Regions from separate parts of the Mus musculus genome. Here regions 1, 3, 4, 5, 6 and 7 are each linked to region 2. Evidence: chromatin loops called from intact Hi-C (ENCODE). Cell type or tissue: left cerebral cortex. All regions are shown on one strand. Region 1 holds the start of Ube3c (ubiquitin protein ligase E3C). Region 2 holds the start of Rbm33 (RNA binding motif protein 33). Region 3 holds the start of Insig1 (insulin induced gene 1). Region 4 overlaps Rbm33 (RNA binding motif protein 33). Region 5 holds the start of En2 (engrailed 2). Region 6 has its middle 3.1 kb from the start of Paxip1. Region 7 overlaps Gm35223 (a long non-coding RNA gene).

The links. Peaks named below come from ENCODE experiments on the same cell type or tissue, not always from the same donor. Only the 100,000 strongest peaks of a DNase experiment are listed, where the experiment ranks them.
Region 1: it touches region 2 in a loop (14-fold over the local background); 3 of 42 quality-filtered maps call a loop at or near these places.
Region 3: a loop joins it to region 2, with 2.3 times the contacts of the local background. A loop is called at or near these places in 4 of 42 quality-filtered maps.
Region 4: it touches region 2 in a loop (5-fold over the local background); 3 of 42 quality-filtered maps call a loop at or near these places.
Region 5: a loop joins it to region 2, with 6 times the contacts of the local background. A loop is called at or near these places in 2 of 42 quality-filtered maps.
Region 6: a loop joins it to region 2, with 4 times the contacts of the local background. A loop is called at or near these places in 2 of 42 quality-filtered maps.
Region 7: it touches region 2 in a loop (2.3-fold over the local background); 4 of 42 quality-filtered maps call a loop at or near these places.

The regions. Positions count from the first base shown.
Region 1 is chr5:29,567,802-29,571,801 of GRCm38, forward strand. Ube3c (ubiquitin protein ligase E3C) reads left to right here and starts at 1,441. Exons shown (of 23, transcript NM_133907.3): 1 at 1,441-1,779. The coding sequence starts at 1,714. In left cerebral cortex, a CTCF peak has its summit at 1,909; a DNase peak (open chromatin) is centred at 1,307; H3K4me3 peaks cover 2,001 bases; H3K27ac peaks cover 1,336 bases.
Region 2 is chr5:28,314,598-28,318,597 of GRCm38, forward strand. Rbm33 (RNA binding motif protein 33) reads left to right here and starts at 2,592. Exons shown (of 19, transcript NM_028234.1): 1 at 2,592-2,813. The coding sequence starts at 2,771. It overlaps Gm35602 (a long non-coding RNA gene), which reads right to left and starts at 2,490. Exons shown (of 5, transcript XR_003955879.1): 1 at 1,897-2,490; 2 at 1-10. In left cerebral cortex, no CTCF peak of the experiment used is centred here; DNase peaks (open chromatin) are centred at 2,306 and 2,498; H3K4me3 peaks cover 2,446 bases; H3K27ac peaks cover 1,816 bases.
Region 3 is chr5:28,068,962-28,072,961 of GRCm38, forward strand. It overlaps Insig1 (insulin induced gene 1), which reads left to right and starts at 2,451. Exons shown (of 5, transcript NM_153526.5): 1 at 2,451-2,834. The coding sequence starts at 2,477. The region is part of intron 1 of Gm35223 (a long non-coding RNA gene); the gene reads right to left. In left cerebral cortex, a CTCF peak has its summit at 2,496; DNase peaks (open chromatin) are centred at 1,340, 1,592, 2,280 and 3,057; H3K4me3 peaks cover 2,511 bases; H3K27ac peaks cover 2,312 bases.
Region 4 is chr5:28,386,704-28,390,703 of GRCm38, forward strand. It overlaps Rbm33 (RNA binding motif protein 33), which reads left to right. Exons shown (of 19, transcript NM_028234.1): 12 at 944-1,287; 13 at 2,800-3,114. Among named protein-coding and RNA genes, the nearest start is that of Rbm33, 72 kb to the left of the region's middle. In left cerebral cortex, a CTCF peak has its summit at 1,708 (motif pointing left); DNase peaks (open chromatin) are centred at 144, 518, 1,035 and 1,691.
Region 5 is chr5:28,165,138-28,169,137 of GRCm38, forward strand. En2 (engrailed 2) reads left to right here and starts at 559. Exons shown (of 2, transcript NM_010134.4): 1 at 559-2,047. The coding sequence starts at 1,390. In left cerebral cortex, no CTCF peak of the experiment used is centred here; DNase peaks (open chromatin) are centred at 87, 450, 1,258, 1,929 and 6 more places; H3K4me3 peaks cover 1,556 bases.
Region 6 is chr5:27,792,627-27,796,626 of GRCm38, forward strand. No RefSeq gene overlaps it. Among named protein-coding and RNA genes, the nearest start is that of Paxip1, 3.1 kb to the left of the region's middle. In left cerebral cortex, CTCF peaks have their summits at 764 (motif pointing right) and 1,511 (motif pointing right); a DNase peak (open chromatin) is centred at 1,503.
Region 7 is chr5:28,089,164-28,093,163 of GRCm38, forward strand. All of the region lies in intron 1 of Gm35223 (a long non-coding RNA gene), which reads right to left. Among named protein-coding and RNA genes, the nearest start is that of Insig1, 20 kb to the left of the region's middle. In left cerebral cortex, CTCF peaks have their summits at 1,588 and 3,354 (motif pointing right); no DNase peak of the experiment used is centred here.

The sequences.
Region 1 (4,000 bases), 1.3 Mb after region 2:
GGTACCCATATAGTGGAAAGAGAGACAAGTTGTACTCTGACCTCCACATGCACATCATGGCATGCACCCTACCCCATAAACACTAAGTAAACTAAAATGTACATTTTTTTAATTAAAAAGAGGACTGGCTTGTATGGTGGTACAGATCTTTAATCCTAACACTAACAGGCAGTGGATAGAGGATCACTGTGAGGTCCAGGCCAGCTAGGGCTATACAGTGAGACCTTATTTCAAAAACAAAAAATTAAACTGTGCTGGAGACATGGCTCATAAGTTAAGAGCACTTGTTGCAGAAGAACTGGTTTCAGTTCCAGATCCTACATGGCAATTCCAGTTCCAAGAGATCCAATGCACTGTCTTGTACCAAGCACACACACATAATTCACAGACACGTAATATACATGCAGGTCAAATATTCATACATATAAATAAATCTTTTGAAGAAGAAACAAAAACAAAGCAAAACAAGATGTCTTCTATCATGTGCACATGGTAATGCATGTGTATGTGATATATTTATGTATCTGTATATATACTTGTGTATACACAATATACATAACATATATGTATGTACACAGAGCATATACTATATAATACTGTGCATGTACATGACATATATGCATAATATATATTTTTTTTATGCATGCCATGGCATGTATTTGTGTTAAACTCTATGTATATGCATACTGTTTTATGCATATGTATATGTGTATATATGCATGCATACATGATATATATTTATGTTGGTTTGTATGACATATGTGTATGTATATATGTTGTATATGACATCGATTCATTTACATTACTTTGTGTATATTTATGTTTGTGCTTATGTATATGTAATAGCACGTTTTTATACATGTACATACATATATTAAACATGCATAAGTGTATAGATATATGATAGGGTATATTTGTGCATTATGTATTTATGATGCATTTATACATTTGGCATGCATTTATATATATATATATGAATATGTGAATATATATATGAATATAACTTTCATTTGTTGGTGTGCATTTGTGTATTTGTATGGTGTGTGTTCACGAATACCTTTGTTCGTATAACATATATTATTCGTCTCTGTCTGTCATGGTGTAGAGTCTCTGCATTAGTAACCTGTTCCCCCACATCTAGCTGGAGGGTGAAAGCGGCCTCTTATGCAGGGCTTCCGGTCTCCAGCAGTGCGCGCGACCCGGTCGGCGTCAATGGGCGGCGGGCGGCGGAAATCGTCTGGTGGCATGACGCACGCGCGGAAGGATGTTGCACCCGCGGAGCCGCGCACGCAGGCAAGTCCAAGGGCTGCCGGGAGGAGCACCGTATTATCGATGGCGGCCCTGGCGTCGGTGCCCGCGCTCGCGGGGGCTGCCGGGAGGAGCGCCGCGCCGTCGATGACCGCGCACGTTCACGGGACCGCGCGCGCAGTGCGGGCGGTCACCATCTTGGTACCTACGGCAGCGCGGTGCAGGCGCGAGTCGGGGCGTCCCTCGCTTGACGGTGGCGCGCTGTGGATAAATAAGCAGCGGGGACAGGCCGGCCTCCAGCGTCGCCGCGCTCGCGCCCGCGTGCAGGGCGGAGAGCGCTGAGCCTCGGGGGGGGCGGCGCGGGACAGCGAGGCCGCGACCCTGCCGGGCCCCGCCCAGCCCGCCGGGCCCGCCCCCGGCCGCTCCGCTGCCTGCCGGGCCGCGCAGATGGGATAAGCGGCGAAGATGTTCAGCTTCGAAGGCGACTTCAAGACAAGGCCCAAAGTGTCTCTCGGTGGCGCGAGCAGGAAGGTGAGGCGGTGCGGCCCGAGGTGTTAACCGAACCCGGGTCTGACAGCACCCAGGCGGCGCTGCTCCGCTGTAAGGTGTGGAGCGAGCTCCAGCCGGGTGCGGCTGCGGTGCAGTCCTGACAGGTTTGTGAGGAGGCTCCAGAGGAGCGCTGTCGAGCCGCGGACTGAGCGGCTGGGTCATTCATTGCGACCTCGCGGCCGCCTGCCCAAGGGCCGCAGTTTTGACCTGGAAGCACGTGCACTGGCAGTCTGGCTGGGGGCGTTACACAGTTAGCTGTCCAGCAGGGCGAGGCAGGTGCCCCCGCCCCCATTCCGCCCTTTAAGAACTCTTTACAAGCTATAAACTTGACATACCCGCTCCTCACAAAGCTTGGAGTGAGTGCCTTGCCCTCAAGAACAGCTTAGGGAAGAGTCCCTCGTGCCTGTGAAGTGGGAGGGGGCAGGTAGGACAAGGTCTTTGTAATCTGCATCGCGCTTTAGCTTGCCCCACTCGGAGCAATACAGAGTTTTGCCTGCCTGAGGCCTGAGGCCCCGGTCGCTTTTGGACCTTTGCTTGGTGATGGTTTTGACACTGGTCGGCTTTTTGGGGCTGTCTGAAGGATGAAGGCAATCGGCCGTGATGCTCTAGGCCGAGCCCGGAATCCAGACAGGATCCCTAGAGTTGTTAAAAGGATTTTTTTTTCCCATTAGGCGAAATTTTAAAGCTTTATTTTAAAAATTTATACATATGAGTGTTTGCCTGCATGTATGTAATGTGCACCACAGGCTTGCTTAGTTCCCGCAGAGGTCAGAAGAGGGCTTCCGATCTCCTGGAACTGGAGTTAAGGACACTTGTGAGTTGACATGTGGGTAGTAGGAAGAAAACCCAGACCCTCAGTAAAAGCAATAAGTGACCTTAACTGCTTAGCCATCTCCCTAGCCCTTTAATGTAAAATTTTTTGTCTTTTTTTTTCCCCCAAATTATTGTACGTTTGAGAGCAGTGTTGCTGAGCCTTTGCTCCAGCTTCATTTTATAAAGGATTTTTATCTGGACACACATTTGTAAATGGTCACTCCTGAAAACGAATGTCCCATCCTACCCATAATTGTTCTTCACCAAGCAAACTGCTTTTCTGACCAGTTTCTACAGGTCACTTTTAACGTTGAGCTTCGTGCAAACGAGGTCAGATGAAGCTTGGTCAGCCTCTGTGCCTTGCTTCTTGAGCTAGGTGCTTTCTTTGATAGATTCTTCCATCCCACTGTGTCCCTGTTAGTTCAGGACCTGAAAAAACCATAATTAACCCATCCTGGTTTTCATGGGTGCTTTGGTGGATGTTGCTTACACTGTGTTCTGCTGGTGCACACTGCCCGTTACTTCCCGAGTTGATGTGCCCACTACCCTACAGCCAGCAGTCTGAGGGCACCACTGACTCAGATCCTGGCCAGTAAGTGATATTAAGAGTCTTTGGAATTAATGGCCATTCTAGTATACTTCATTCATGTCTTAAATTATAATTTGAAATCTTTCCCTTCTTCAGCTTAGTGGAAAATTGATCTTTTCCTTTTTCAAAGTTAATGAATATTTTTATGTTTATTATCTTTAAGAACTATATGCTGGAAAAGTCCAAGACTTGATGAGTTTATTGGGGAGTTTGTTGGGGAGATAAGATTTAAACCTTGAAAAGTTATGGTGTACTAATGACTGGTTTTTTTGTTTGTTTATTTCAATTGTTTTTGTACTTCTTTCAGGCTAATACAGAAACACAGAATTGGTTGACATGCTCTAGAAAGGTGGGAAGTAGTAGGATGGGTTTGAAGGGACAATGTAGAAAGTTTGAAGTAGGTGTGTGGTGGGTTCCAGTGCTTCAGTTCTACCATTATCTACATGTATATTGTTTGAGACAGGACCTTATACTGGAATCCGACTGGCCTCAGACTCACTGTGTAGCCCACTCTGGCCTCAGATTTATGTACAGTCCTTCTGCCTCTGCCTTCCAAGTGCAGGAATCACAGACAGGAATGCAGCAACAGGCCCAGCTCTGGGTCAGTGCTTCTGAAATCAGGATACATCCTCATGGCACAGTTTATTTGGTAGCTTTGTGTGTGTATAGAAGACTATCTTAGTAGTCAGTTTGATTGCAAGTACAAAAATCCATTGAAACGAAGTGCAGAAAAGCAAATAAACAAAAAGCCTGTGAGAGGCATGATGATATTTCATAAAATGTGCAAGTCAAAAACTGTCC
Region 2 (4,000 bases):
CTCAGATAGCCTTTTTAAAAAAAAAAAACAAAAAACATATGAAAGTCTATATTTGGGTCTATGATTCCAGAAGGAGAGTTCATAATGGAAGGAACGACATGACAGCATGCACCCGGGGCAGGCAGTGGAGATACTGTCTCTTCAACAAGAAAATGTGAATGTAGAAAGCGTCTCTCCCTGGAGAACTATTGATCACTGAATTCCATTTCTTTCTTGTTAGAAGATTTTACTTTCTCAATGCCATAGCTATGTTAGAGCATGAGATTTGAGTCAAGATGGATACAGAGTTGAAATCGTGATTCATTTGTTGAAAGTGCAGATCCAGAGACTTTTGATTAATTTAATCTTCACTTGCCCCACTTTTTAATTAGTAAAATGTACGGCCCTTATGGAGGCATAGAGTGTGGAGCAAATGATCATTCCATGACTTATAGACTGCCTGTGCTTCTAACTTGCTTTACTTTTTGTGCTTTCAGTCACTATTCCATTTTATTTATTTGTTTGTTTATTTATTTAAGCCAATAGAAAGTCTTTATTATAGCTGGTCAGTGACTACACTGGGTGTTAGGTAGACGTCTTTGATCTCCACAAAAGACATTGTTCTCCTACTTCATTCTGTAGGTACACAAGATTTTTATTCACTCATAATTGAAGTGTTAGTTAACTCAGGTGAAGTGTTTCAAATAGAAACTATTCTTTTGGAATATAGGATTCAAAAGCCAAGATTTGGGTGTTAGGTGTCAATGAAGGCACAGTGTGTCTCCAAGGCCACCTAGGTACTCACTGAGGGGAAGGTGCCTCCTTGGCTTAAAAGCTACTGACCTATAGAAGCCAGTGTATCTAATAGCTCTGAGAGTTCCTTTTTTTTCGAGACAGGGTTTCTCTGTATAGCCCTGGCTGTCCTGGAAATCACTTTGTAGACCAGGCTGGCCTTGAACTCAGAAATCTGCCTGCCTCTGCCTCCCGAGTGCTGGGATTAAAGGCGTGTGCCACCACGCCGGGCTGAGAGTTCATTCTTAAACCCTCACGTTTAGATAGTAACCTCAATTAGGAAAGCACAGAGGGCGAGGTTCCTGTGAGGTATTTAAGGGCTGAGCCGTGCTCTGAAACCATTTTCACCACAAGCGTTGCAGTTTGGTTTCCTGGTTGACACTGAGCCTTTAACAGGTTTCTAGAGGAAGTTAGAGAGCTGACTGAAGTGGTATGTAGTGATAAGGAAAAGGGGGTGATTAAATCTGTACTCACAGCAAGTGATCACATCTCTAAATACTAGGTGTTCCTACATACAGGTTAAATGTTTTTCTAGTGAATGTTTCAGTACAGAATGTTTAGAGTTTCCTGTCCTGGAGAATTTCAGTTTTAGGTGAAATTAAGAAAACTACTTTCTTAAGGTCATAGCTATGTTAGAACATGAGATTTGAGTCAAGGCAGACATAGAGTTGAAATCCTGACTCATTCGAAGTGGATATTCAGTGGCCTTTGAGCAATTTAATCTTCATTTGCTATAATTGAGATGCACGTCTTTTTTCATGTGTAATACGTTATAAAGTATTATGAAGTAATTTTATCATTGTACCTATTTTTGAGAGGTCTTTCTCAAGACCAGCACTGATATTATCTTGAAAATATTCTCAGTTGGGTAGTCCATCCTGAACAGTGTAAAAATTAGGAAAAGGTGACAAGGGGTTCAAGCAGTTTAGATATGAATTAATGTGCTTTCTGACAGAAATCTAGTTAGTCAGTGAGGCTCCATGCCAGGCTTACTTTTATTGGGCAATGACTTCATGACGATTTTTTAAAAAAGGAATTTTTTTTCCTTCTGTTTCTTAAATGAACATTATAAAGCAGGGATTTTAGGGATTTTTTTTTTTTTTTATGAGGAAAAATTTCAATCACCTAAAAGTTGAATTTCACAGCAGACATTCTTTTAGCTCCCTAAGACTTTCCGGGAATGTGGATGCCCGCGTCTGGAATTCTCACTGAGCGGCGACCAGCCTCCATGCCGGGCCTCTCCAAGGGCCCACCTGCGGGGCTCCTCCGCCTTCCCAGCTCGCTTTTGCCCGAAACCTCGTCCTCAAAGCCGCAGGCTTGGGGACTTGCTTTAGGATGCTCTGGAGTCCGTCTTTGAGGTCGTGGTACCTAGTGCCACCGCCACACACCTCCTCTCCTTTCCTAAGACCCTACGCGCGAGGCTTTCCGCCAGCTCGCGCGAACGCGAGTGCGCGTGCGTCGATGTAGCGTTCGCGCGCCTCAAGCTTGGGGGCGCGGTAGCCAGACTCGGCCGTTAGCGTCTCCGGCCGCGCTTCGGCTCCACTTGCCACGGCGGCTCAGCCGTCGTAAAGCGCAGCCGCGCCTACTGCTGCAAGGCGATTTATGTCGACTTTACGGCGTGTGGCCGTCCACACTCCTCCCGCCTGAAGCCTCGGCCTTCCAGCCCGGCCGAAACTGTGTCTGTGCGCTGCTCTTTCTAGCGCGCGCCGCCGGGCACTCGCTGGCGTTCAGGCACCCGGGACCTTAGGCGTCCGCCCGCCGCCGCCTGGCTCTTCCGCCCGCCTTGCTCCCGGCGTGCACCGCGGCGCGGCCATGTTGCCGTAGTGTTGTTTTCTTCCTGCGGAGGCGAGGGTCCGCTGCGGACCGCGACGCGCGGGCCTCGCCTCTGCTCGCTCGCGGGCGCCGGCCCTCGCCGCTCCCCCGCCTCCCCGGCCCGCACCAGAGCCGTCGGCCTGCCAGGAGCTCGGGGGACGGCTGAAGGCCGGGCCCGGGGACCACCATGGCGGCCGCCCTGGGCGCAGGCGGAGGAGCAGGCGCTGGAGGTACGTGGGCCGCGGCGGGGGCCGTAGACCGGGCACCCTTTATGTAGGGCCTTCGTGCTGCCCCGCCACAGACGGAGCCGCCCCGGGCTTGCCGCCGCCGTTCAGGCCGGGAGCGCGGAGCGTTAGGCCCGAGGCGGCGACGCGAGGTCGGCGGCGGCCCCGCGACGGGGTCGGGGGGCCCTGGCGACTTCCAGTCTTCTTGGAAGATGCGCCCTGGGCAGCGGCAAGCAGCCTACTCAGTGTAAAAAGAATTTTGCGGTTTATTAGGGTGCTTTAAATAAACCTATTATCATCTAAGGAAAACTTGTGTTTGGCAGTATGCTTGAAAGGGATGAAGACCGTGTACAAAGGGTTGGTTACTGAACCAGTTGTTTGAGTATTTTCATTTCGCAATCGTAAACGATATGGAAAGACTAGCCAGTTATAAGTAAAACCACGTTTTGTTGAACGAGGGTTTTTTTTTTTTTTTTTTTTTTTAAAGATGTGGAACAATAAAAAAAATGACGTTTCAGGACTTGGATAAAAGACCCTCACGGTAAAATGTGGACAACAAAAGCATTTGCCAGCTAGTTCTGGCTATAGACACTTGAACTATTCTACATATTCCAGAGGTGTTAGTGATGCTTACTTACAGATTGGGGGTTGGGGTGGGCATGTTAAACAACCCTGCTTAGGAGTTCTGACCTCAAAACAAAAAACCCAAACGGCAGAGACTACATCCAGAATGCCATTTCTGGCAGGATGTGGTATGGTATATGTCACTGCCAGCTTACATAGATGATTTTTTTTTTTTTAACATGCAGATTCGAGGCTTTCTAGTTAAATGCTTAAAATACATTTTGTCTACTCTACCTGATTAGAGAAGGTAAAAACTTAAGGTTTTATATGTGAGTCTCAGTGTTATGGGAGCCCTTGGGTCAAAGCTGTTTTTAAAAGATGAAGATGATATTTTCATTTTCCATTTTTTCTCACTAGTGTGGTTTGGTTTTCCAGAGGCTGTGTGGCATGTGAAGACTTGACATGGATGGCTTGGGGACTATGCGCTTTTATGATCTTTTAAGTTTCTCATTTAAAACTTTAATAGTAAAAACTGATAAATATCCACACAAATAAAACTTGAGGGCTGTATATTAGTTTTTAGCCAGAAAGTTTGAGGGTTGTAATTTTAGAAGGCTAGATTGCCTTTT
Region 3 (4,000 bases), 250 kb before region 2:
GGCATGTGTGTGTCCAGGTGCATTTGTGCACATGCAAGTGGAGGTCAGGGGTAGATCTCAGCAGTCTTCCTCAATTGCTCTCCACCTCTTTTTGAAACAAGGTCTCTCTCCGAACTCAGAGCTCAGTTTTAGGTGTATGATCCAGCTACCATGCTCCAAGGGTCCTGTCTGCCTCCCTAGTACTGGGACAGACATGTACTGCTACATATGTGGCTCCTTGTGGGTTCTGAGGGATCAAACTCCGTTTCTTATTCTTAATCAGCAAACACGTTACTGACCAAGTCATTACCTCACCCCAGATATGATTCTATTTTCTGAACAGTCTACAGTGAGCAAGGGGTGAGACTACATTAAAATAGCCAATCTACTTCCTTATCTAGTCCGTTTTAAGAATTAAGTCACAAATGATCATTGGTATTATCCCAGGAAGAATGGCAGAGATATAGATAAAAAGCAATGGGTGGCTCCCAGGTAAGTTCTCAGTAGATGGAAGCACCTGCAATCAGCAAAGCTGTAATGATTAACATGAAGTGGTACAGTGAAGGGCCAAGGAGCTCCACCTCAAAAGCATCTCCCTAGCAACCCCACTCATCCTCAGGGCCAGAGAAGGGACCCCTGATCTTCCATTTCCAGTATGCATTAAAAACAAACAAAACAAACAAACAAAAACAAAAACCTAGCAGGCCTTGGGTATCATTTTTGATAGGCAGGCAGCCTCTCCAAGAGCCTCAGTTTGAACTCTTCTCTACCGTCACCCTACATTCACTGAAAGTGAGGTAAACTGCTCATGAGCCCATAGCAGCCCCCGTGGGACCCCCAGAGAACCAGGCCACAGGGTGTATCCTTCATGGTCCACAGGGCACCTTGGTCTGCATACCACAACAGCCACCAGGGTTTAAGCCCACAGCTTGCTTTGTCCCGGTGCAGATGAGCTGGTCAAGCAGCAGCAGAGGTTAGACTGCATTAATACTGGCTTGGGTAAGCAGAAGAAACAACCAAGTTGGTAACAGAGCAATTGTCTGAAGATATCAACCCCTGCCCCCAGGCAAGCATCACAAAAGCACACAAAGTATTATTAGAACCTCTTAGCCTACTTGGTAAGAATTATAACAAGAGGAAAAAAATCCGGGGGAGAGTCTGTAAAGACAAGCAAAATGGCTTGAGAAAAAGGGACTGAATTACATCTCAGTGCTCACAAGACAGATGCTTGGTGCTGGGGCGTGGGTGCAGGGTCTGGGACTGTCCCATCAAGCCAGCTTCCTGCAAGTGACTGGCATGTCTGTTCCTTAGGGCCAAGTTTCCTATGAGCGATGTGTCTGTTCCTTGGGGGCAAAATTGTGTGTATTTACACAGGTGTCGCTTTCTCAACATCTGTTTAGAGTACTTGCAGCTGATGATGGGTGGTAGAGGCAGCACCTGCTACATCCCACAGCAGAGACTCACTGCCTTTAACAATTTCCTATCAGCTGAAGCTGGGCAGGCCCTCCTGCTTTCTTGCTGTCAAAAAGGCTCCCATGTTGCTGTAATACACCATACAGTACTGATGTCCCCAACCCCCGTGTGTGTATGCCCATGAAACCTCACATGCATGGACTGGCCAGAGTGTGGAAAATGGCGAAGACCCAAGTTGCAACATTCCTTGAAGTCAAAACTGCTTCAAGCTCTTCCAAACAACGCATAGAGCCGCCTAAGAGAGGAGTGGACAGGCTGTGAGGGAAAGACAGCCAGGTCTCCACACCCGTGTCACGCTGGGAAAATGACAGCCCCCATGATCTCTGAGAAACAGCCTGCTTAGGAGGGTGACTTTGTTTTACACTTTTGGCACAAAGCCACATTCCTTACCTAAGGTCTCACACACACACAGTGCCTTTTCAGGCCTGCTCACCACCCTGTGGTTTTAGCCGGTGGCGTCTTGGCTAGGGGAGCCCTGGTCTGAGCTGTGAACCTGCAGAGCACTTGCCATTAGCAGCCAGCCCAAGCGATCCCAGGTCTTTTAAGCACTCAGGAGGGTTTGCGCTCCGGGTCCTTTCCTTCGGACCTGCGTGGACCTCATTATCTCAGAAACCGAGGTCCGGCAGCGCAATAGGGCAGCATCGGACCATCTGACTCGCTGGCCGCCCGCTCCGGTGCCCGCCCCGGCGCCTGCCCGAATAGCGCGCGCTCGAGCGCGTGCCGGGCACCAGCCCCACCCCCCCGGTGGCGTGTGCATACGTCATATGGGCCGCCCTCCTCCCATTGGCTCCGGCGGCCTCACCAGACCCCGAGCGGACAGGCGCGCGGACAGGGCGGGGCCGCTTGAAGACACGCCCCCCAGCAGGGCGCGCGGGCGGCGGATAGGCTGGGTGAGGTCACGTGGCTCCGGTGGCAGCCTGCCTTATAAGCGGAAACCGCGCGGGGCCGCGGCCGCTCCTGGGCCGTCCGGGCGCGGTACGTGTAGTGTCGTGGCGTGTACCTTCCATGCTGTGCCTGGACGCCGATGCCCAGGCTGCACGACCACGTCTGGAACTATCCAAGCGCGGGCGCTGCGAGGCCGTACAGCCTCCCGCGAGGCATGATTGCGGCGGCCGCTTGTCCGCAGGGCCCCGGAGTCCCCGAACCCGAGCACGCGCCCCGGGGCCAGCGAGCGGGAACCACAGGATGCAGCGCGCGGCCGGGCAGCTGGCACCACGACTTGGTGCAGCGGAGCCTAGTGCTCTTCTCATTTGGCGTGGTCCTGGCCCTGGTGCTCAACCTGCTGCAGATCCAGCGGAATGTCACGCTCTTCCCCGACGAGGTGATAGCCACCATCTTCTCCTCCGCCTGGTGGGTGCCCCCGTGCTGTGGCACGGCAGCGGGTGAGTGCCTTTCCTTGTTCTTGGGGTGGGGGAGGGGGATGAAGGGACACGTCAGCTGTTAAAGTCACCCTTGTTACAAGAAAAGGAGAACGGAGAGGGTAGGAAACCCCAGACGTTGGCGAGCGACAGGCGGAAGTTGGAGGGACTAGTGATGGAGATGAGGTCAGGAGATAATTGGCAGTTTAAGTGGAGGAGTCGCAGCTGTCTCGTTGAGCCAGAAGCCAGGATTGGCCGCCTGGAGAACTGGTGAGGGCAGCACCACGCAGCTATTGGCTGCCTGAGCAAACGTGCTACCTCGCTGGATAACTGAAAACAAACCATCACGTGCGCTCAAGAGGCAGTTGCCAGGGGACAGACTTCTCTGCCTTCTGCAGATTGTGGCTATCAGCCAAACCTTCTGGAACTCCGTGCCCAGTAGACTTGGGACAGGAGGAAAAAAGGAGCCTTTGGGCCTAAGCACACCTATGGTGTCACCTCTTAGGCCCAACGAAACTTGTAACAGTGCCACAGTCTTTTTTCTTTCCTTGATCATTTTGCTGCTTTTTGCCAAAAGTGTTGAGTAATTACAGTCCAACAGATCCTGCATAGTTTACAGTGTACAGCGTTGATAACCATTTGTCAAGTGTTTCTCCCCCCTCAGCCCTGCTTGTCCTTGTCCTGTCCTGTGTAGGTGGGCAGTATTTGCTCAGGTGCATCTTTCCTCCAATCTGCAGCCACAGGACAGCAGGAGCAGTGCCTGTCTGCTTTGAAGCCAGCTTTTATTGACTGCCTGCCTATGCTTTATATGCTGGGCTTGGGTGCTGTGCTGTAGCTGAGTCATGGGTTAAATGTAGGATGCAGGACACTTAACTGTTGATTTCCAAGGCTGCTTGCTCTCAGGCTCACCTGCAGCATTATGAGGGTCAGCCACATGACAGTTGTGTGCTTCTTGGTTGTTTTGGACTGGGGGTGGCCTCATTCATGCTAGGCAAATCATCTGCCACCAAACTACTATCCCCAGCATTTAAAAGTTCCTTGGGGAATAAGATGGAGATTTGAATTCTCTTTTCCTTACATATGAAACCTAAGGCTCTTTGAATTTGAAAGTTTATCTTCAACATGAAGCATCATGTTTGTGATGAAAGTTTAAGGGAACCCAGTAAACCAGTTTCTCATCTGAATATGAG
Region 4 (4,000 bases), 72 kb after region 2:
AATTTGCCTCCCACTAGAAGATGTATTACAGTGATTCTACCAGTCATCTCAGTGGCTAAAATTAAACAGTAATTGGATCTGAAATATGACAGTCTTTTACAAAGAAGGCATGGTTTATAGAAAACAGCTCACAAAATCATGCCAGGATAGCTAAATCTAGGACTCTTTATAAAATACGACACTAACACTTGAAAATAGTGAGGCAGTTCCTGAAAACACTCATTGTAAATGTCACTTACTTCCTTGGATAGAGGTATGCGAGAAGAGCATAACCTAAGCTGTATGAATACAGGGCTTGGGCTGAGCTCAGAGCATTTCTTTCTCTGTGTAGGCCTGAGCCTGAGGCTTCTAACCTCTCTGTACAGTCTGATCTTCCAAGCTGACTGTAGATCTGCCGTCTTGTGCTTCTGGCTGAATGGCTCTACTTGGCCTCATAACTAACTTTGGCAATGCATTCTAATCTTCTGGCTCTTTCTCACTCTCTGTCTTGTTCTGTCTTTACCTGTGTCTAGCTTGTTCTCTCTGCAGTCTGTCTCTTCAAAAAACTGCCACACACTCACCACCCACTTTCCTCCTCAGTGCTCTTAAATAACCTGTCTTTCCTGTCTGTTCTTTGTGAGTTGAGTGTATCCTGTCTCTCACTCATTCTGTCAGTCTTTCTCTAATCCATCACTTTGCCCCTCAATTAGATGTCACTTTCAAAACATGGCTGCTCCATTCTACACACTAACCTCCTCTTCATTTTTAGGGATTAAAGGTGTGTGCTAAGGGTGTGTCCATACTCTAGCCAGGTCCTACTGTAATCCAGTAGGTATCAGCATTCTGGAGAGACCCTGCCTTAGCATGTGATCCTATGCCACAGCAGCCATGTTGCTGGATTAAACTTCCTCTATAGCGTATCTAAGAAGTGTTTCTAACTTGAAGGTAATGAATCACTATTCAGTTTCAGGTGAACCAAGATTCCCCAGTCATCTTTTTTTGGAACAGCGAAGTCCTCCTCCACCGCCGCCTCCTCCCACGCTCCTGAACAGCAGCCATCCTGTTCCTACTCAGAGTCCCTTACCGTTCACTCAGCCTGGACCAGCTTTTAATCAGCAAGGACAGCAGCCAGTGTTCCCTCGAGAGAGGCCTGTAAGACCAGCCCTGCAGCCCCCAGGCCCAGTGGGGATCCTGCACTTTAGCCAGCCAGGGTCAGCAACTGCCAGGCCTTTCATTCCTCCTAGACAGCCATTTCTACCCAGCCCGGGACAGCCATTCCTGCCTACACATGCACAGCCTAACCTTCAGGTATGCACATGAGCTAGCCTTGAAGGAAACCATGCCTCTATGGTGCTAAGTCTTTGTGTTTCATGAAAGAGAAGTTTCGGGTTTTGTTTCTGCTAACTTACAGTTATGTAAATGATAGGAGTAGTAGTCTTAAGTATACTGTTCATATAGCCAGCTCTTTTGGACAGTATTGTTTACTTCCTTAATACTAGGAAATGTGATAAAGTGATTCTTGTTTTCTAGGAACTGAACTTGGAATTTTAAAAGCGATGTAAGACCACTAACATTTAAAGTATTTAAAGCCCTGATAGTTTATCTTGTGTAATGCTTTTTTAGCATCCTATTCCTGCTCAGGAGAAACAATGGCCTTTCTTGGTGGGGAGAAAAAGTGTGCTCTTTCTCACTCTTTATATGACAGACTTGTGCGCCCTCTGCTGGTAGGCATTTACTGGCCAGTATAAGAATTGTGACATTTTTCCTATCATTCATATATATATCTTAATTATCAAGATGTATAGTGATCACGTGAGTTGCAAAGGTATTCCTTAATTCCAGAACTTGGGAAGTATTGTGTACTCAAAAAAGGTGGAGGGAGAGTTGGTAATAATATACTTGTCTCAACTATTTGGATACCCAGAGAATACAAGAATGTCTATTTAGAGACTAGAAAGATGGCTCAGTCATTAAAAGCATTTGCTGCCTCTCCAGAGGATGGGATCCAATCCCCAGCACATACGGGGTGGCTCACAATCATTTGTAACTCGCGTCCCAACGGATCCAAAGTCTTCTGGCCTTGGTAGGCATCAGACATGCCCAAGGTACATAGACATACATTCACCTAAAACATCCATACACATAAATAAACTATTGAAAAGTATATCTAAGCTGGCAGATAGCATAGCAGGTAACAACGCCTGCAGTCAAGCCTGATCACCTGAGTTTGAGCCCTGCAGCTTACATGATGGAAAGACAGATCTGACTCTAGCAAGTTATCGCCTCGGGCACATGTTCATGTTCATACTTATATACTCACATATATACATAGCTAGTCAAGCAACACGTAAATGACATAAAATTAAAAAGAATATACATTTAAGCTAGAAAGAAAAGATAACTATTTACAGTGTTCAAAACGGGTTAAATATTTTGATTTTTTAAAAATAAAAATAGAAATAATTTCTCCTTTGTTATAGAAATATTAGAAGATAGGTGAATCTAAAGAAATTAATAATTCCGTTACCATACAGCAGTTGCCGCTATGAACATGTAGTTGGAAAGCCTTGTGTCCTTGTGTCTGTACTTTCCCCTTGTAGACCCTTTGAGCATGCTGGGGGAGGTTGCCATTTATGATGACGCATATGCTTAGGCGAGCAAAGGTAGTGTAGTGTCAGCAGCCAATTGCTGCATTTATGATGGTGTTAGTTCTCCACATAAGCTTGTTCTCATGCTGGGTTTTTAAGGAAACCATTGCATTGAGATCTCCCTAGCACATTTATTAATAAGCTGTTGTTTCTCTTTCTTTTGTAATGGAAGGGACCCTTGCATCCTCCGTTGCCACCACCTCATCAACCACAGCCCCAGCCGCAACAGCCCCAACAGCAGCCCCAGCATCACCAGCACCAGCCGCCCCTTCAGCCTCCCCTCCAGCCTCCACACCAGCCTCCCCCACAGCATCAGCCTCCCCCTCAGCATCAGCCACAGCAGCACCAGCATCATCATCACCTTTCTGCTCCTCCCCCTCCTCTGATGCCCATGTCTCAGCCGCAGTTCAGGCCGCATGTACAGACTGCCCAGCCACAGCCCAGCAGCAGTCGGATGCAGTGTACCCCACATCAGGGGCTCCGGCATGTGAGTAACAGATATGGGTTAACTTGCAGGTTTTATGGGACATAATTTTTGAGTTAGATAATTTTTAGAGTATTTTGCAAAAAAAATTTAATTATAGATATTAACTTACCCTTTTCTGAGCCTTGAGTTTTCTGTAGTGATTAGATAGTACTGTCATTCTTTCAGTGCAAGGGGTTTAGCTTTTTATATAGATTATCGGCCCCTGTGGGTCCTGATTCAGAGCTTCCATTCAGTTATAGGAAATTAACTTATATTTGTTGGTGGTGTTACATTTTACATATGGTCTTGTCATCCATTGAAAGGAACTGGGAACTAGTAGGCTGGTATGAGAGTAAGATGTAGCTCCCTTCCATTGTCTTGTCTCACAATATCCTAACACAGTTCCTTTCTATGAGCCTGCGTCTTAGTCCTGTACTTTTATTCTAATAGTTTGAGGAAGTCAGTGAGTTGCTTTGAGCCTGTTTTCCTAATCCTGCCTCTTTATATCGTAATATGACTTGAACAAAACCTTTAAGGGATTTCTAGATAGAGGAGAGGCGTGTGTAGTCCTGTTTCCTTGTTAAGGTGATGCCAGAAGCGCAGTTCCTCTTTGTCTCAGCCATCTCTGATCCTTGACATGTGGGTTCTCTTCTCAGGCATGTCTCTTCTTGTGAAATAACTTTGTGGCACCTTTCTCCTCCAGAAAGCTTTTTATAAGATTAAAACAGAGCGTTGGGTTCTCCTGTTCCATTTTAAACGTAGGTAAAGTAGAAACAATGTGCCATTGATACAGTTGGGTCCTTGAGGCAGGCAGAGTGAGGTGTTATTTATTGCTTGGCCCAGAATGCTGTTAAAAATGTTAGTCCATATAACGAAAAATCACTGGGTTTGACTTTTGTAAGTGGAA
Region 5 (4,000 bases), 150 kb before region 2:
AGGTACCTGTGCTCTTGCCTGCCGATTAGGACTGCACGCTGCTGGGGAACCAAAGTGACAATTTTCCCCTCCACCAGCAAAGAAAGCGGGTCACAAACGTCCCTTTGTATCTCGGTACCTCATTTAATTTTATTTATGCATTTTGTGCAAGGAATTGTGGGATCTCACCACACCGTAAACAATATGGGAATGTTAAAAAATAACGATCTTTCGGCGCGTGTCCAGTTAGGCGTAGCAGTGACCTGGTGGGACTGTTCACAAGCTTCCTCAGCGTCTCTAACCGAGAGAAGATGAGGAGTGCGAGTGAGCACCGCTGACTCGCCGATGGATCTGGCTGGATTATAGGCTCCCGCGCCGGGAGCCCTGGGCACGGCCACTTTAAAGGGGGGAGGGGAGGTGGCGGCGGGGGAGGGGCGGCAGGCGGTTCCTGTCACCAAGCTGCCGCGGGCGCGTCACGTGGATGAGCGGCGCGGCTGCCATTGGCCCGAGGCACGTGTCCAGGAGACCGGCCCGCGACGTCACTTGAGGGGGCTCTGTTAAAAATAAGAACAAAAATCCAGAGTGAAAGTGTCTCAGGTTGCGCTAAGTGGCCTGAAATTTTCCCGAGCCCGCGCGAAAGCCGAGGCAGCGAAGGCGCGCGGACCGGGAGGGAGGGAGCGCAGGAGGCCCTGCCCGGCCCGGCCTCCCGCCCCTCACTCATGCGGCTCGGGCCGCGGGGCTGCGCGGGGCTCAGCGGGGGCGCAGCCGCTCGCCCGTGGGGCGCCCCGGCCCGCAGCGGGGCGGCGGCCTGGCGCGGGGAGCCCCGGGGCGGGCGGAGCGCAGCGCGGGCCCACGGCCCTCCATGTGCGTGCTGGCGGCTGCGGGCGCGCTGAGAACCCGCGCCCAGCAGCCTCGAGGGTCGGCCGGGACCGGCGGGTGGCAACGGCCGAGCAGTGGCTGCCCGAGCGGGCCCGAGCGGCAGTGAGCGCGGGCGGCGCGCTGCCTGCATGCGCGCGGCAGCGGCGGAGGCGGCGGCGCCGGAGCCCGAGGCTGCTGACCACCAAAAGGAGCGCGGAGTTGCACGGACGTCCCGGGTCCCCGGAGTGGTGCGGTGACCATCTAGAGTCCGGTGCGTCGCCAAGACCGGGACCCGCTTCCGTTGAATCGCCCGGCGTCCCTGCCGGCGGGGAGACTGGTGATTTGCTAACGCACTCCGTGGATCCGAACGTGGCTTGGCTCCGAGCGCGCCCGGCGACCTGTAGGACTCCAGCCCTGGCCACTGTCGCCGCTCGCACGCTCGGAGGACTCGGCTGCGTAGGAGCGCTCGGGGCTCGCTGTGTGCCGCGGATCGGCCGGAGATCGCTTTGGCGGTGGGCCGGTGGAGAGGCGATTTGGGATTTTCTGTGAAGTATGGAGGAGAAGGATTCCAAGCCCAGCGAGACGGCGGCGGAGGCGCAGAGACAGCCGGAACCCAGCTCCGGCGGCGGCTCTGGCGGCGGCAGCAGCCCGAGCGACTCGGACACCGGCCGCCGGCGGGCTCTGATGCTGCCCGAGGTCCTACAGGCGCCAGGCAACCACCAGCATCCACATCGCATCACCAACTTCTTCATCGATAACATCCTGCGGCCTGAGTTTGGCCGCCGAAAGGACGCGGGGACTTGCTGTGCGGGCGCGGGCGGAGCCAGGGGAGGCGAAGGCGGCGCTGGCACTACCGAAGGAGGCGGCGGCGGCGCAGGCGGAGCCGAGCAGCTACTGGGCGCCAGGGAGTCCCGACCGAACCCAGCGTGCGCACCCAGCGCGGGAGGAACGCTCTCCGCCGCCGCTGGCGACCCTGCGGTCGACGGAGAAGGAGGTTCCAAGACGCTATCACTTCACGGTGGTGCCAAAAAACCCGGCGATCCTGGGGGTTCCTTGGATGGAGTGCTCAAAGCCCGGGGCTTGGGCGGCGGTGACCTGTCGGTGAGCTCCGACTCGGACAGCTCTCAAGCCAGCGCCACTCTGGGCGCGCAGCCCATGCTCTGGCCCGCTTGGGTCTACTGCACGCGCTATTCTGACCGGCCTTCTTCAGGTGAGCCCATGGGAATCAGGCCGCTGAGGGGAGGCCCGCGGGGCTAGGGAGGGCGCTTCCTAGTAAACTTGCACGGAGGGAAAGGATCACATTTTCTCCTGCACACACACACACACACACACACACACTCCTCACCGAAGCGTCAAAGAGCAGCAGCCAGGCAGTTGGAAGGACACACAGACCTAGGACTCTGTTCTTCTCTCATCTCATCTCTCTCAGAGCCTCTCACAGACTCTCTCTCTCTCTCTCTCTCTCTCTCTCTCTCTCTCTCTCTCTCTCTCTCTCTCTCTCTCTCTCTCTCTCTCTTTTTCCTGGACCCTGTAAACTCTCTGCCATCCTCAGGCCCATAGTCCCCAGAACTGGTTATTCCAACTCTGGGTGCTCTCCTGCTCCATTCTTGGCCTAGTGTGACCGCTGCGAAGGAGCAGAGGAAAAACCACAAGAAAGCGGTGAAAACTGGGGCACCCTTTGCCAGTTTATCTGACGAACCCGGTAGTTCGTTCCATCCTGCAAGCCCGCGGCTTGGAGAAGGTGCAAAGATCTCAGAGCCTCCATCAGGCAGAAAGGAACCTTCAAGTGTTTTACGATGCTACCAAGAGTGAGAAGGTGGCGGCTTTCAGAGGGGGGTGTGAAGAGGTTCGGACAAATTTTCTCCATTCGTTTATAATTTTTAAGACCTCGTAGACGCGGGCCTGCGGTTAGAAAGCGCCATTAGCAATGAGTTTCATTTGTCCATGATCTGACTGAGCTGAGCGAGGCCCTGCACACCCCCAATCCTCAGCTGTTCTATGGGTGTCCTTTACTTATGTTCGTAGCAAGACTGAGTCGCTCTGGGCTGCCTTCTTGCAGCATCCTGTTTGTGTCTGCTGAAATCCAGTTTTTTTGCAGTTAGACCTGAAATTTGCTCCATTGTTCTCGCCTCCCTCCTTTGTTAATATTTAATTAACATATAGGCTCACAAAGCCGACTGGCCTTGAGTCGCGCTCGGCTTTGTGAGGAGCCAGCGAGTGAGTCCGCGCCATACCAAGCCCTGGCGGCCCTGGGGATCTTGCATGATGGCCCGCGTGGTTCGCCTCACAGCTTTCCTAGGCTTAACGAAATCCCTTTCCTGACTGTAAGTAACGTTTCTTTTCTGGGCATTTAAGAAAGAAAGTAGGGGCAGAGAGTATTTGCCGAGATTTGGTTCTGTTTTCTCTAAGTCCCCTAAGTGTTTGCCTTTTAAAAGAGAATTCATGGGAAGAGGAACCGAAAGTATGTTTTTCAGATGTTCTTTCTCAGAAATAGGAGTTTGCGGAGGTTGGAGTGTGTGTTGTAGGACACGAACCCCAGGGTGGAGGAGACTGGAGGACAGAGCCCTCTTTCCCAGGGAGGAAAGGAGGAGAGTTTGAGATCCGCTCCGGAAGTCGGGGTTCAGGTTTGAGCAGGCCAGGCCTCTCCCGTGGTCTCGCCCTCTTGTCCTAGAAGCCTCACTGGCCAGGTGTAAGCCAGGTCGTGGGTGCCGAGCCCCGCTCCCTCATCCTCAGCATGGATGTGAAGAGGACTGTATGGCGTGCGGGTGTGTGTGACCGTGGGTACACTTAAAACACCGGGTTTTGGATCTGCACTGTCCCGGATGTCCTCTGGTGCTCAAAGACCCTTTTGGGTTTGCCCTTTGGTAAGAGCGCCGGGATCTACTTGTCTGGAGGCCAGGGAGTCCTCAGCCGAGGCTTGCCGCCCCTGACTGCACTGCACTGAGTAGTGGATGGGAGAGTCTGGTACCGCACTGCCGGTTTCCTCCACCATCCCCGCAGCGCAGGGCAGTGCATTCCGTCCTGGCTGCGAAGGGGGATGGTCGGGCCTTCTCCAGCCTCTTCCGCTTCTAGCGGAAGGGGCCTTGATGGAAGGGCCCGCATGTCTCCAAAGTTGATTCATGCTTCTTGCACAGAGAAAGACCAGAAAGAAGGTCTCAAGTTT
Region 6 (4,000 bases), 520 kb before region 2:
TGTACCTTGTGGTTTCTGGGATTTGAACTCGGCCTTTGGAAGAGCAGTCAGTGCTCTTAACCGCTGAGCCATCTCCCCAGCGCCCCCCCCTCCCCCCCGGGTGTTGATGTTCTTATAGTCTCAAACGAACTCAGAGCAGAGCCATTTTGTTTTACAGCGATCAGAAAATAAGCACCCTGTTTAAGTTGGATAAACTGAGTTCAGTTAGGTTAAAAACAAATGGCTTGGCAATTAGGATCATTTACTGCTCTAGCAAAGGACCCAGATTTGATTCCTGACATCCACACGGATGTTCACAGCCACCTATAACTTCAGTTCCAGGAGCTCCAATACCCTTCTGGTGTCTGAGACTATTACAAGCACTGGGTACTACAAGCACAGGCAAAAAGTGAATGTGAAACTAGAAAACACAGTAATGGGAGTACAGTCCCCTCTGCCATGAGAAACCAAAGGAGATGATTGAGATAGTATTTTCTTATGGCGCTTTGGAAGTCAGTAGAGTGTGTGTGCATGTGTGTTTCTATGTATGAATGATGTATGTGTATGAGAACTTCCAGCTGTCTGCACCTCCAGTTACAAGAGTTCTGAAGCCCTACACATACAAATTATGCAGGCAAACGAACTAAAAAATCTTTAATAAACTAAAAATACATTTGGATAAGTATACAGTGTTTTCATTTAGTTGTTCTGTTTAGGTGACTACACACCCAGTAAAGTTAGGTATTTTTTTAAAAAGATTTATTTATTTTATGTATATGATTACACCACCATTGCTTTCTTCAGACACACCAGAAGAGGGCATCAGACTCCCTTAGAAATAGTTGTGAGGCACCATGTGGTTGCTGGGAATTGAACTCAGGGCCTATGGAAGAGCAGTCGGTGCTCTTAACCACTGAGCCACCTCTCCAGCCCAAGTTAGGTATTACTAAGTTCAATTTAAATGTATAGGCTGCAGCCTAGCTTCTTAAACTTTATATCATGACTCCATTTGCGGATCAGAAAATAATTGGCAGCAGTAGAAGGTTTCCAAACATGCAAGGGTCAAAAATTATTTTAAAAAGTGTGGTAAATCCAAGGTGTTTCTGGTCATGCTGGCCCATGCCGCACTGTACCCCTTCACGAAGCCTTGGTTCTGAAACAACACATGCACTGTGTATTCAGGGGTCATATGATACAGGGCCAGCAGATGCTGCGGAAACACCTCAGCTCAGATTCGGGACTGCTGTCTCCCATGAATTCCAATGTTTGTACTGTACATACAGAATTTTCTGCTTGTACAGAAACATAATGGCTTAATTTCAGGAAACAAAGACTTATTTCCCAAGTAATCCATGCCTGTCAATTAAAACCAGCAACCAAACGCCTCCTCTTGTACTCAGGAAGCCCCAAACACTAATTGGCAGCCCTGAACTGTCTCATGTTGCCTGTGTCAACCTTTTTGAAAGATACATGTAAAAGGGCTGGGGGATGGGATGGGTGCATTTCACACTGCTGTGCTGGAGATGACCAGCAGAGGGCATCCACCCTAGGGCTGGAATGCATGTATGGTTGTGTACATGTAGGTGATAGAAACCAAATTTGTCCTCTGCAAGAGTAGCAAGCCATGCAAAGTATTGAGCCACCTCTCCAGCTTCCAACCCAACCCACTACTTCCTGACCTGTGCTGTCACTTTGCTTTTGACTAAAGCTTCTTTACCACTTTGCAAATGTGTATGTGTGGTTTTTTTTTTTCAATTCCTTGACTAAGATACCAAAAACACAGAAACACCCTGTCAGAGACTGACCATCAGTAGCCCCTTGAGTAGGAGAAGAACAAAGGACTTGTTCTGCCCACTCTGCCTCCAGGGCCCATCATTTCACCCCAGGCTTCTTTTCTACCCTTGCATCCATCCAGCCCTAGTGCCCCTTCATTCCCTCTGAAGATGATCCTGACCTCAGCATGCTGCTTCAGTTATGCATCCCACAGATGGACATGAAACAGGGACAGTGAGATGTGTTTTATTAATATGCCTACATCCAGAAACTAAGAAATAATATGCACCGGTGAGCCTGATTCTGATAAGAAAGCACAACAAGAGACCTACAGATGAGGGTTCTGTGTGCCAGAAGAGCTGGGGAGAGTTGGGTTGTGTGGGGGAGAGGTTCATTCCCTTTTCTTAGGTAGCAAACCTACTGTTTAAAACAGGGCTTGGTGGTGCTTACCTATAATCCCAGAACACAGAAGGTGGATGCAGAAGGGATTGAAGTTCAAGGCTAGCTCAAGCTATATACAAGGCTAGCCTTGGACAACACAAGAACCTGCCTTAAAGAAGAAATGATAGCTAACATGTAAAGGAAAACAGGAGGATGTGAATACAAGCTTCTCAAGGCACTCATTCAAGTGCTATGGCATACACATATACAGTTGAGGTGGCATTGAAAGTCATATGCTCAAAAAATTGAAGAGATTACTTTTAAAAAATTATGTAATACTATATAGCTCAAACTTTAACATGTTGTTGACATCAAACTTTTGATGTTCCTGTCCCCACCTCCTGAATCTGTGGGAGTGTACCACTACAGCTAGATCGGCTGCTGCTTATCTACAAGACCTTCCTTAATGACTAAGATTGTCAGGTGGGGCCAGGCAAGGTGATTTCCAGGTCACCCTTGTTTACATCTCGAGTTCCAGGACAGCCAGGGCTAGACATTGATCCTGTGTCAAAGAAAGAAAGAAAGAAAGAAAGAAAGAAGGGAGGGAGGGAGGGAGGGAGGGAGGGAGGGAGGGAGGGAGGGAGGGAGGGAGGGAGGGAGGGAGGGAGAAACTGTTGTGTGGCTATATGCCCATGAATCTCACTTAGAGATTTACAGGCTTAGACTTAGACAAGACTCTTCAAGGTCACAGGAATATCAACAGGACATCTTTTTGATTATAGACATGGCTCCTAAGTGAGATTTCCTTTTTGAATTTTAATTGTATTTATTTATAAAATGTACGTGCATGTTTGGTGTGTGACAAATTGGGATTCCTTTCTATTGTTCTGATAAAATGCCATAACCAAAAAGAATATATAGAAGGGAAAATGTCTTTGGGTTTACAGTTTTGAAGAGAGAATCCATAACGGCAGGGAGTCACAGCAGTAGGTAGCAGGAGTTCACAGTTCCAAGAACAAGCCAAAGCAGAGAGTAAAGAGGAAGGGAAATAGGGCTATGACGTCTCAAAGCCTGCCAGAGTGGCATTCTTCCTCCTAAAGGTTCCATAACCTCCCTAGACAGCATCATCAATGGGGGATGGAGTGTTCAAGTATGTGAACCTGTGGGAGACATTTCTCATTCAGACTGCCAGTGCACACGTAGCTCACTATGTATGTAGAGGTCAGAGATGACTCTATGTTGTTCTCTTCTTCCACCTTTGTCCATAAGTTCCAAGGATCAAACTCAAAGATCAGGGCCGTGTAGTGAGCATCTTTATCCTTTGAGCCATCTGCCTGGCTCTTTTTGTGAGAACTCTTGGTTCTTAGCCATCGGAGATAAGGGAACCCCTTTGCCTGCCATTCCTCATTTTCCTGTCATTCTATCCGGCCTCAGTTTCCTCCTCTAAGACTTTGACTACTCAATCTTAAGGACTATTAATGGCTGAAGTTCTATTTCCTGGGGGTTCCTTCTGTTGAATTGGAACATAGGGTCTACCTATTCAGAGTAAAAGTCTCCGCCTGCCTGATCTAATTAAAACAGGAAAAGTCCTTGTAGGCATAAATTTTTTGCAACTTAATTTTAATAAGGGTTCAACCTCTCCTCTAGCCCTCCACTCATCAGAGGAAGTGGAAGAGAAAAGGTATTAGGATATGGAGGAAGTAGACCTGTTCAGCAATGGTTCTTTGGGAACGAGTTTGATCTTTTTGGACAGCAGTTCAGTCCCATAACAAACACCAAATACAACTCAGCAGCTGCAGAGCAGCCCTCTAGGCAGGCAGACACCATGCATGAACCAGCAGCTGAAGTCCAGTCCTTTCAGCAAGCA
Region 7 (4,000 bases), 230 kb before region 2:
ATAAGAAAAGCAAACTTTTCCTCTCCAAGTCGTCTTTGGGGAGTCTGCTTTATCACAGCAAAAGGAAGGACATTGGGATACCCCTCAACACAACCAATTACTTTTTTCCTAACCATCGAGACAGACGCGAAGAGTAATTGTTATCATTACCAGGTTTATGGTTTTCTTTAAAGATTCTCCCATGATCCTCCACCCCCACCCTCAAGAGCCTCACATCCTAATCTCTAGGACTCCATCCCAGGGGCTGAATATGCCATGAAGATCGCCTTACACATCAAAGCAAAGCAGCTCATCAGATGTGGTTAAATTAGGTCTATCCAGATGTTGGGTCTAGACTCTGAGGTTTCTAAATGCAGCCTTATACATAGCAAGGACAAAGCAATGTGCAGGTGCAGCTGAGCTACGTGAAGACTCTGGCCTTGGAGGCTGAAGAGGTGTGGCCAGGTGCTAAACCAGTGTCCACCCAATGTTGAGAAAGGCAAGGGGCTACTCCCATGAACTACTCTTTGTGAACTGCCAGCATTGTGGTCTTCCTGCCTCCAGCCTATAGGAGAAAAACTGCTGAGGTTACCTACCCCAGAGCTCATGGGGACTTCTTGCAGAAGCCACAGGTACTAACAAACACCCATGGCAAATGCCACCCCTCCAACCACCAGCCTGTTCCAGTTCAAGCAGTATATAACATGGCAGAAAATAGCTGAAGTTCTTAGAAAATCAGTATACCACTACGGTCAGTCAGGCTTTGAGTCGAACATCCAACTCTCATGATGTAAGGGCCACCATGCAACACCCCAGAGAGTAGTTTCCTAGTAAAACCAAGAAAACCAAAAAACATTTGCAGTGCTTAGTGCATAGGGCACTCAGGGTGTTGAGTCTGAGGGCACATGACAAATAATGCACTTGCAAACACATGACACATAACACATGACACATAATGCACTTGCAAATGCAGAGTGCTGCTGGGGAGGGAGCCCTTATAGACTCCCACTGTCCCTTAAGGAGACAGTGACTTTGAAGGCCTGTGGAAATGAAGACACTGGTTACTTTGTATCCCTAGAACACAAGGCAGCTGCCATCACTTTCTGTGGTTATGCAGTAGAAGCTAAATCTTTTGTTCCAAAGTAACCAGAAGAGAAAAGCTTCTCTCCCCTCCCTCCCTCCCTCCCTCCCTCCCTCCCTCCCTCCCTCCCTCCCTCCCTCCCCCCTGTGTCTGTGTGCATGTGTGTTCATGTGCCTGTGTGTATATATATGTCTGTTCATGTATGTCTGTGTGTGTGTGTGTGTGTGTGTGTGTGTGTATGTCTGGGTGTATTCTGTGTGTTTGTATGTGTGTGTCTCTGTATGTGTGTGTGTGGGGTCTCAACAGCTAGCTGTGTGAACAAATACCAGCAAGGTCCTAGATGAGGCACTGCTTAAGAAAAACTTTTCCAGAAGTTGAAAGTTCAGGAATAAAAATCCACAGATTTCCTCTAGGGTTCACATGAACCTGCTTGCCACAGCTCTCACCACAGTCTGTCCTGACCAGTTTTTGGATGGCTACAAAGCAATTCTGACCCGAAGGAGTCCAGAGGAATGGTGCCCTTGCATATGGCTCCCTCCAGTGTAGAGGGATGTAAGTGACTTAGGTAGTTTAGCCAATGATGATGACTCAGTTGTTTACACACACACACACACACACACACACACACACACACACCAGCAAGGTCCTGGGATCTGTCTGACCCTACTCCCCAGTACTGGGGTTACTGAGTTTTACATAGGCACTGTGGATTTGAACTCAGATTCACATACTTGTATGGCAAACATTATTTACCCACTGAGTCATCTCCTCAGTCTCTACTACATATATCTTATGCATCATAATTTTTAAATTATAACAATTATTAGAAAGAGAAAAATGTGCATGTCAATCATATCTCTTGACAACCCAGGATATACCTGTGCTTGCTACCGCTGACTGCCTCCTTTTTGTCTCAGGCTCTTCTGCCAGCTCAATTTATTTTCAGGGCTCGCTGGGGACCGACATGGTTTCATCGCCAGTACATTGTCACTTCCCTTTCCCAGCGCACTCAGCTTGACGATGACAAAGTGTCAGCTCCCTTGTTAACGTTCCATCTGAGTCTGGTGTTTCCATCAGGTAGGGAGTAGCCCCTCTAGCAAGAGGACCCCCCCCAATAATATGGGTCACAGAACAGAGGGTATGATGATTCTTGGTTGTGTAACAGGCAGAAGTATTTGATGAGGTTCCAAGCTGAAGTCCATGAACAGGGTTCAGGGTCACAGTCTTCCCCTTAAGCTAGGGACATGGAATGCATCTGCCACTATGTTACAGGATAAAATGCATCTGTTGACAAATGACCCCTGGTCACATGTGGTTGTGCCTAGTGACAGGGTCTTTAAAGAGGTAAAAATGTGACGAGCCCTAATCAATGCAACTGGTACTCTTGTATGAAAAGATGAGGACACAGACATGCATTGGTGTGACCACGAGTCACAAACAGAAATGACCACCTAGGAACTAAAAGAGAGAGGCCTCTCGGGTAGCAGCCCTGTCCACACCTTGGTTTTGGAGTTGCATACTCCAGAACTATGAGAGATGAATGGACCTAGCCACCAAAGCAAACCGATACATACTTCTCCGGATGCTGCTGCTCTGAGGAGAAAGCCTACAGTGGCTCCAAGTGAGTTGAGAGATGAGATAGCCTAAGTTAAGAAATGAGATAGCCTGGGTGCGCTCCCACCTTACTCCTACGGAGGAAGGGATGACCCAGATGGATGGGTAGTCTCCCAGAAGTGTGTGAGTCTGCTAACCATGGGAACTGCAAGCATTGTTGTGATCTGGTTAGTGATGACTGTGATACAGACAATGCCACTGCCTGCCTCACTAACGAGAATCGCAAAAATATAAGACATGTTTAAGAAATTGTTTCTTGCCAGGTGTGGTGATGCATACTTTTAATCCCAGCCCATGGGAGGAAGAGGAAAGCAGATCTCTGTGAGTTCAAAGCCAGGCTGGTCTATATAGAGAGCTCTAGAACAGCAGAATAATATAGAGAGACCCTGTCTCAAAAAAAGAAGAAGAAAAGGAGGGGGGCTCTTAAGGCTGGGAAGATGGCTCCTCAGTGGTTAAGGGAGACTACTGCTCTTACAGGACCCAGGTTTGGTTCCCAGCACCCACATCATGTGGTGCACATGTGCCTATACCTCCAGCTCCAGGAGTGTCTTATTTAGGGTTTCCATTGCTGTGAAGAGACACCATGACCAAGGCAACATTTTCTTTAATTCTTTTGTTTGTTTTTTAAGGTTTACTCATTTATTATGTATGCAGCATTCTACTTGCGTGCATACCTGAATGCCAGAAGAGGGCGCCAGATCCAATTGCAGATGGGTGTGAGCCACCATGTGTTTGCTGGGAATTGAACTCAGGACCTCTGGAAGAACAGACAGTGCTCTGACCTCTGAGCCATCTCTCCAGCCCTCCAGAGCAACTCTTATAAAGGCAAACATTTCATTGGGGCCGACTTGCAGTTATGGAAATTTAGTCCATTATCATGGTGAGAAGCATGCTGCATGAAGGTAGACTCCATGCTGGAGGAGCTGAGAATTCTACATCTTGATCAGAAGGCAGCAAGGAAGAGATTGGATGTGTTTCACACTGGGCCTAGCTTGAGCATTTAAGACCTCAAAGCCCCACCTCCACAGTGACACACTTCCTCTAAGAAGACCACACCTCCTCCAATAAGGCCACACTTCCTATGGCCTCTTCAAACCACCACAGGGGGATCTGAGACCTTGGGGATTCACATTACTCAGAGAGACACATATATGCATGTATAATTTAAAACTTAAAACCTAATCTTTTTTTAAAAAATAAAAATAAATAAATTGCCATCTTACAGGAGAAGCTTGATACAGCTTGGTGGGTAGAGAATTCTAGAAAGTTCCTCCATCGGCCGATGCCTTCCTCCCACCTCACAATAGGTGAGGGGACCCACTTGGG